2 separate regions of the Homo sapiens genome follow, and region 1 is linked to region 2. A link is a contact called in ENCODE Hi-C or POLR2A ChIA-PET data. All regions are on one chromosome and are shown on one strand. Each heading gives the region's core, a stretch centred on a gene start or an enhancer-like site at or near the end of the contact. The rest is flanking DNA. Distances are from core to core; before and after follow the strand shown. Region 1 overlaps GALNT2 (polypeptide N-acetylgalactosaminyltransferase 2). Region 2 has its middle 8.9 kb from the start of LINC01736.

Region 1 (3,934 bases), core at 916-3,415, 200 kb after region 2:
TTTGGGCAAAAGCACAATGATGCTAAATGAGTTGTGTGATTTGCTTTCTTTACTCTTTAGTCTTTTCTTTCTGCCATCATCCTGGGAATGCAGTGATGACCATGAGGATCGTCTTTGTTGTCAAGAAACTGTAGTCTTCCCGGAGAGGCAGACAAGGAAACAGGCAATTACGTAGCCTAGTAAGGATAACCTAACCACCTCTAGACCATTTACAACAGAGCTCTGTTCTTTCTATTTTAGACCTGTTTGTGAGTTTCTGTTATTTTCTTAGTAGACTGGCCCTTTTATCATTATGAAATGCACTTCTTGTCAGTGGTAATGCTTCTTGTTTTACAATATCAGTAGAGCTGCACCATCTTTCTTTGGTTTCATGTTTTTGCATGGTATACATTTTCCCATGCTTTCACTTTCAAACTTTTTATGTCCTTATATTTAAAGTGTATCTTCTGTAAGTAGCCTATAGTTGGATTTTGGACTTTCATCTGCTGTGACAATCTTTATCTTTTATATGGTGTATTTAGTTCTTTTACATTTAATGTAAGTACTAGTTTATTGGGGTTTAACACCAACATCTCACTGGTTGTGTTCTCTTAGTTCCACCTGCTTTGTGTTTCTTTTTCCCTTGCATCCTCCTACGTTTTTTCTTCTCTGTTGGTTTGCTAAATTCTTGACTAGTAAGTCCACATGTAGAGCCTAATGTAAATGAATAATTTTATTACTTCTTAGACAATGCACAGACCTTCTAATAATTTACCTTCCACTTACCTTCAGCCCTTTGTGCTCTTGTTGTCATTTAGCTTAATTCTTTCTTTATAAACTCTATAGGATATCTTTTATTGTTTTATGCAGTAAATATCCTTTTGATTTATTCACATATTTATATTCCCATTGCTCCTCATTTCTTATATTTCTATTTTTCTACCTAAGACCATATTCCTTCTGTATTTCATTAGTATTTCTATTAGTCCCAGTATGTTGGCAATGAATTGTATCCTTTTGTTTGTCTGAAAACATCTTAACTTTACTTTTTTTTTTTTTTGAGACGGAGTCTCGCTCATGTTGCCCAGGCTGGAGTGCAGTGGTGTGATCTAAGCTCACTGCAACCTCCGCCTCCCCAGTTCAAGTGATTCTCCTGCCTCAGCTTCCCAAGTAACTGGGATTACAGGCACCCACCACCATACCTGGCCAATTTTGTATTTTTAGTAGAGACTAGGCTTCACCATGTTGGCCAGGCCGGTCTTGAACTCCTGACCTCAAGCCATCTGCCCACCCCAGCCTCCCAAAGTGCTGGGATTACAGGTGTGAGCCACCACGCCCGGCTTACTTTTGTTTTTGAAGAGTCTTTTCACTGACTGTGAAATTCTGGGTTGACAGTGACTGTCAGCACCTTTACGTTGTCTTTCAGTTGTCTTCTGTTTTTTGTTGTTTCTGGCGAAATGTCTACCGTTAGTCTTGTTCTTTTTGAAGACATTTGACTTTTCCTTCCAGCTGCCTTTTCAGATATTTCTTTTTTTCAGCAATTTTGCCATAATATGCCTAGCAGTTGTTTTCCTTGTGCTGAACCTGTTTGGGATTTGTGGAATTTCCTGACTCTTGAGCTTCATGCCTTGTCAGTTTTGCCATGCTGCAGTTCTGTCTCCTCTTCCTCTGAGACCCTAATTTCATCTTTGTTAGATAATTCTGCGTTTCCTCTGTCCCTCATAAGCTCTTTTCTGTACTTTTTATTCTTTTTGATTCCCTGTGTCTCAGTCTGGATATATTTCTGTTGGCCTGCTTCCTGTTCATTGATCCTTTCCTCTGCTCTGTCTAGTCTGCTTTTAAATCCACTGCTGAATTCTTCATTTCAGTGATTGTGTTTTGTTGTGTATGAATAAATACCGAGATATTTCAGGGCTCTCACTGACTTTTTCCTCCAAAGAGGATTTAGTTTTGTTCTCTGGCAGGCAGTTAAAATAGGGCAGGTCACCTTAATCAAGTCTGGAATTGAGCTGGTATAAAGCTGGGTTTCGGTCTTTTGTGAGAGAGCTGGTGAGTTTCCAGTTCTCTTTTGCCACTAGGAAGTAGCCCTGTGGGATTCGACCTGGAAGTCTGGGATATGTATCAGAGCCCAGTTTCCTCAGCAAGCCCTGAAGTCCATTTCTGGCCTCCACAGCTCCACAGCACCTCCAGAAGCTTTCACTTGGCTCTGCACCTACAAGACCATCGCTTCTGCTCGGCTCAGTCGGCCGTTTGGCTCTATGCCGTTTGAGGGGAAGAGGATCAGAGAATGTTGGCCTTCCTCTCTAGGTGCTTCTCCTTTCTGGAAACCTGACCTCACACCTGGCTGCTTTGCTAGCTCTCTAGTGCCTTCAAATAGATTCTTCAGTGTATTTCATCCCGAATTTCTGGTTGCTTTTAGTGAGTAGGTTGGTCTACAGCAAGGAACTTTACTGTCACTGGAAGCAGGAAAAACACCTGAGTGTTTTATTTGGAATTCAAATCCACTCTGAATTTGGCAGTTTATAAATTTTGCCCTGAGCAATAATGTCTATCTCGAAGGAGAGTAAATGGAAATACAGGCTTGAAGTTGGGATGTGTTGCTTTTATTAATAGCTCAACCAGCTGTTAGCTCCCAGACTGAGGTTAAAATAATCTCTGTAAACCCTGGGTTTCTTATCTGTAAAACAATAATCATGCTTGCCTGGCCTGTCTTACAGCATTTTTATTAGGCTCAGATGTACACATAAACTACATACATTAATTACACAAATTCAGGACATTAATATAGTGACTAGTGGCTTGTATATATATCAGCTTTAAGTAAAGAATGAACTGTTATTTTGTTACACTTTGCTCTCAAAATGTGTGTGACATGGCTGGCAGACTTTCAGCTTCCAGTATGTGAATGCCTCTGTCACACTGAGATGGTATTGGATTGTTTTATCATAGAACCAAAAACAGTTGTGGAAATAGCTGTGAAGCAGTGATCCTACCTATTTCAGAAAGAAATTAGACCAGGAAAAATGGAGTCAACAGAGTTTTGCTTGATAAATGAGATCAATCTTCGAGTCCTAACAAACTGTCCTACTTCAACTATCCATTTAAAACCCATCACTTTGCCCCCCGTCGTGGAACCATGAAACTGAAAGAACAACTTTCTTTTTCAGTGGAAGGGTTTTGTATATTTTAGGAAACAGTCAAAATACTGTAAAATTTATTTTAACTTTTTTTGTCATTTAGGCTACGTATTTCACTTGAATATGGTTTCGGAGATTACTTGTGATGTTTCTAATGAACTTAAAAGAAGCAGCATTGTCAGTTTATGGTACATTCATTATTAAGTCAAAACACCGATCTGTTCACTGGTGTAACTGACAATTCACATATACTTTGGAGTTGTCTCACCCCGTTGCCCAAGCTGGAGTACAGAGATGTGATCATAGCTCACCGTAACAAACTCCTGGGCTCAAGCCATCCCCCTGAGTAGCTAAGACTACAGGTGTGCGCCACTGTACTCAGCTGATTTAAAAAATTGTTTAGTAGAGATGGGGTGTTGCTATGTTGCCCACACTGGCCTCAAACCCCTGACCTCAAGTGATCCTCTTGCCTTTACCTCCCAAAGTGCTGGGTTTACAGGCATGAGCCACCATGCCTGGCCTGTACTCTGGAGTTGTTAAATGTTAATGGTAGAACCTATGAGGGCCCATAATCTCCACTGCCATCTGTAAAATTTAAAGTTCAGACTTTTATAGTAACGACTATCTTAACTATATTGAATAAGCCATGATTTTCTTCATCTGACAATAATGTGAGAAAATCCACACCTCTTTGGAAATTCAAGTTATTTAAAAAAGGAAATATCCCAATAGGAATATTGTACTTGGATTTAAAGTTTTATATTCACTGAAGATTTATTTTTATTCTTGGATTTATGCATTTATTTAGCAAAGATTTG
Region 2 (3,691 bases), core at 942-3,441:
GCATGAGGGAGGGAGCGGGGCAAGGAGACGGAGAAGAGTGTGCTGTCAAGATCATCACTTCGGAAAAGGAGGGCGGGACCTCACCAGGTCCTCTGAGAAGGGTGCAGGACTCCTTGCAGCGCTGCTTTGAAGGGTGGGGCTGAGGCCTTTATCCCTACACTTCATCACCATTAGTGATTGCTCCTGAGAGGCTGCATCTCCTGTCCTTCTCAGGTGTCAGACTCAAGGGACATCAGTAAAGGCCCTGGGGTAGACAGTGAAAGGACACAGGCTTGTGGCAAGTGCTAGTTGCTGGAAGGGAGTTAAGTTCACATGGACTGGCCCATGAGGCTGCAGTGAAATTCAGAGGTGGGCGCAGGAGGTGTGGCCCCCACCCTAGGGGCATCTGCTCCAGGGAGTGAGACCAGAGAGTGAGGTAGTCACCGTACTCATAGAGGCTGTGTATATGTATGTTTTAACTTCTTTATTTTAGTGCATTTGCTTTATTTTGTTTTACAAAGGTAATATATGCTCATGGTAAAATTCAAATAATTCATAATGTTGACAAGTGAAAAGTAAATAAAAGATAGTTTTCTCCCCTAAACCTTTATTCCCACTCTCCAGAAGTAACTTCATTTTATAGTTTCCTGAACTTCTTTCTCAATATTCTATCCACATATACGCACAAATACCTATTTCTACCTTTGTTTTGTTTTACCCAAAATGGATTCCAACCATACATAACTTACATAACTGCTTTTTTTTTTTCCCACAAAGTAACATCCCCCCGAGATAGGTAGATGTAAATCTAGCCTGTTCTTCTTAACAAATGAATAATAATCATTGTGTGGTTGTACCATAATGTGTAATTGTCTGCTATTAGTGGCGATTTAAGTTGTTTCCAGTCCTTGCTATCACAAGCAATGCTGCAAGGACCATGTGTGTACATGTATCTTTTGCATGCTGCTTCAAGTATCTCTGCAGAGTAAAATCCTTGAAGTGCTTCATCAAAGCTACGTTCATGTAAAATTTTGACAGAGATTGCTAAATTGCTCTCCAAACACATTGCATCAGTTCACACTCCCACCAACAGACAAGAGTGTGGGTTTCCTCTTATCCTGCCACGCTCAGAATTATCCAGTGTTTAAGTCTTTGCTAATTGTTGTGCAAAAACAATTACATCTGGTTGCTTCAATTCTTTATTAGTGAGGATAAACATCTTTCCATGTAGCTACTGACCATTGCATTTCTTTTAAGGAAATCACTTTTGTCTATGTTTCTGTGGGGTGCTTCATATTTTTCTTATTGATTTGGAAGAGTTCTTCATGTGCCGATAGGGTTTTAATGATTGAATCACCACAGTGAGAATTCTTTTCGGGCTCCTTATATCAGATTTCCCCTGACCTGGTTTATCATCCGAATCATCTGGGAAGGTTCACAAAGTACACATTCCTGGACCCCATCCCAGAATTCCTGACTCAGTTTGTCTGCAGTGGAGCCAAATATCCGCATCCTTGTATTTTTTAAAGCTCCCTAGGTGATTCTGGTGACCAGAATCCTCAGTGGCTGGCTTAAGGGACAGCAGAATTTACCACTTTCAGGCTGCCCTTTGTGTAAGACAGGTTCCCATCTTCTTAGGGCAAGTGAGAAGAGCCTGCAGTATCAGGTGTCTGCTACTTTCTCACAAGGTTTCAGAGGACAAAGAGAGCAGAGACTGAAATCAGGGCCAGGTTGAGCATGGTTGACTCTGACTCACTAGGCCTTAAACCCTTCTCCCCCAGAGGGAAGCATTGCCCAAAACCAAGAGAGGCAGCTAGCCTCCTGCTTCAGACCTCCCAAAAGGGAAATAGCAGGTTGCTTGCTTAGGGTCGTTCAGGATGTGGCTCACCCTTTTTGTTTGGGTAGATTGTTTCCTTAGGGCACCGGTTGCTGGCTCTGGTCCTCCATCAGTGTATTGGTCACTTTCAGGGCAAGTGCTGTGAGCTTCTTCCCATCCCCCACCCAGAGCCAAGTTCAGCCTCCCAGATGAGGCTGAGTATTCTGGGGGTTGAGAGCAGAGCTTCTTTCCTTGAACAAAGCAGGGTGTCTTCTTTCTGGTCCTATGTCATTGTCATTCTCTTTGGCATCCCTCCCATGTGGATGTGACTTGCAAAATTGGATTAAAGTCGGCTGTTTGTAACTCAGAATTCACTTTTCCATGGAGACTCTGTTTGGATGGAAGTTAACTGCCAGCGTGGTTGGTGAAAGTCCACTTCACCCGCGAGGTGGGTGGGTGTGAGTCCCAAGGGTGCCATCCCTCTCCCTGGCTCTGTCCTCAGCCAAGCATAGGGGTGACCCTCACCTTCCTCAACCACAGTAGTGGCCTGGAAGGCAGGGCAGGGGAGCCCCCATTGTAGAAAATTCTTTAGAAATATTCTTTATAAATCAGACAACTCTAAGTTATACAAGTTGGGGACCTCTGATATTGCACAATTGTTCTGCTTTACTGTCCAAAGAACACCAGGGAAGCTTGGCCTATTTTATAAAAATAATAGAAAGAAGAATAGATCAAGTTCAAGTTCATAAATAAAACTGATTTATAGATTGTAAAATCCACTTCTTAAAAACTCTGGCACTAAAACAAATTTACAGCTGGCTGCAGCCTGTAAAATCTGTTTCTTACTTTCCCTCAAAAGAGTTTGATTTAAACTCATTTCTTCCCAAACCCTTCCAAGCACTCAATTCTGATAACACTCCGAATTACTGAGACTCTCTCAGTGTAATGGTGCTAGGTTCATTGCCTGATGCACAGTGAGTCAATATACTGAGACACCGAAGTTTGCAGCAGAGAAAGAGTTGAATAATTGTAGGGTAGCTGAATGAGGAGATGGGAGGAAACCTCAGTTCCAACTCCCTGACAGGTTTGGGGATGGGTTTTTTCAGGGGTCTGGAGGGTTGAAGGAGTAGGATGTGGAAGTGGTTGATTGGTTGATAAGTGAAGGGGGACATTGATGATGAAACCACATTTCTGTGCTGAGTCAGTTCTTTGGTGGGGGTCCTCAGACCGATTGGCGTCAATCGTTCTGCTGGAATTCAGAATCTGAAGAACACCTTAAGCAATTCTCCAGTATAAAGGTCCAGCGTCAGAAATTCTATCTATAGGAATGGCAGGGAGCAGGTGGCCAGCATGCTACATAGCTCTTGGTTAGTTAGCAGCTGCGGGGAAGGAGGTTGAAGGGCACAAGTGCTCCCTGGTCAATGCTTAACTATAATTCTGCCTAAAGCCTGGCTTGTAATTCTCATTAACCCTGTGAGGGCAATTTCCTCAGTCCCAAGGACCCCTGCTCAGTTAGATTGTCATATTTTCCCTAAAGCTGTGAGTTACAAGATTGGCTGCAAGCAACCCTCTACCCCAAATTGCCCAATGGTGATTTCTTTTTCTTCCCATGACTTTGCCACTTGCACTGACCTTCACAGATTGTCCCTCTTGGAAGAAGTCAGGGATGGTCACTCATAGGATCATGCCTTTCTCATTTATCAGATATATATATATGATATATATATTTCTCATTTATTTTATATATATATATATCAGCATGACTTTATGTATGTAAAGTTACTTTGGATTAGAAAGAAAAGGGGAAGAAAAGGCAGCCCTTCTTCCAAGATGGTGAAGGCAGAGATGAGAACAGAGAGTCTCTACACCCAAACCTCAGGGTACCTACATTGCAGC

Evidence for each region. Hi-C counts contacts between places; a loop is a spot of excess contacts on that map. ChIA-PET counts read pairs that join two places held with the same protein, here RNA polymerase II (POLR2A).
Region 1: a map of gastrocnemius medialis shows a loop between it and region 2 (4-fold over the local background). The contact joins two enhancer-like sites. A Hi-C loop is called at or near these places in 1 of 168 maps with a recorded cell type or tissue (gastrocnemius medialis). POLR2A ChIA-PET finds 5 or more read pairs at or near these places in 2 of 52 experiments (Caco-2 and OCI-LY7).

What each region holds. Positions count from the first base shown.
Region 1 is chr1:230,213,091-230,217,024 of GRCh38, forward strand. All of the region lies in intron 3 of GALNT2 (polypeptide N-acetylgalactosaminyltransferase 2), which reads left to right. Among named protein-coding and RNA genes, the nearest start is that of GALNT2, 150 kb to the left of the region's middle. Within about 2 kb of position 2,166, at least 22 of the 41 ENCODE cell types and tissues checked have a DNase peak (open chromatin) inside an H3K27ac peak, as active enhancers do; they include gastrocnemius medialis, where a contact is called at or near this core.
Region 2 is chr1:230,009,765-230,013,455 of GRCh38, forward strand. No RefSeq gene overlaps it. Among named protein-coding and RNA genes, the nearest start is that of LINC01736, 8.9 kb to the left of the region's middle. Within about 2 kb of position 2,192, at least 2 of the 41 ENCODE cell types and tissues checked have a DNase peak (open chromatin) inside an H3K27ac peak, as active enhancers do; they include gastrocnemius medialis, where a contact is called at or near this core.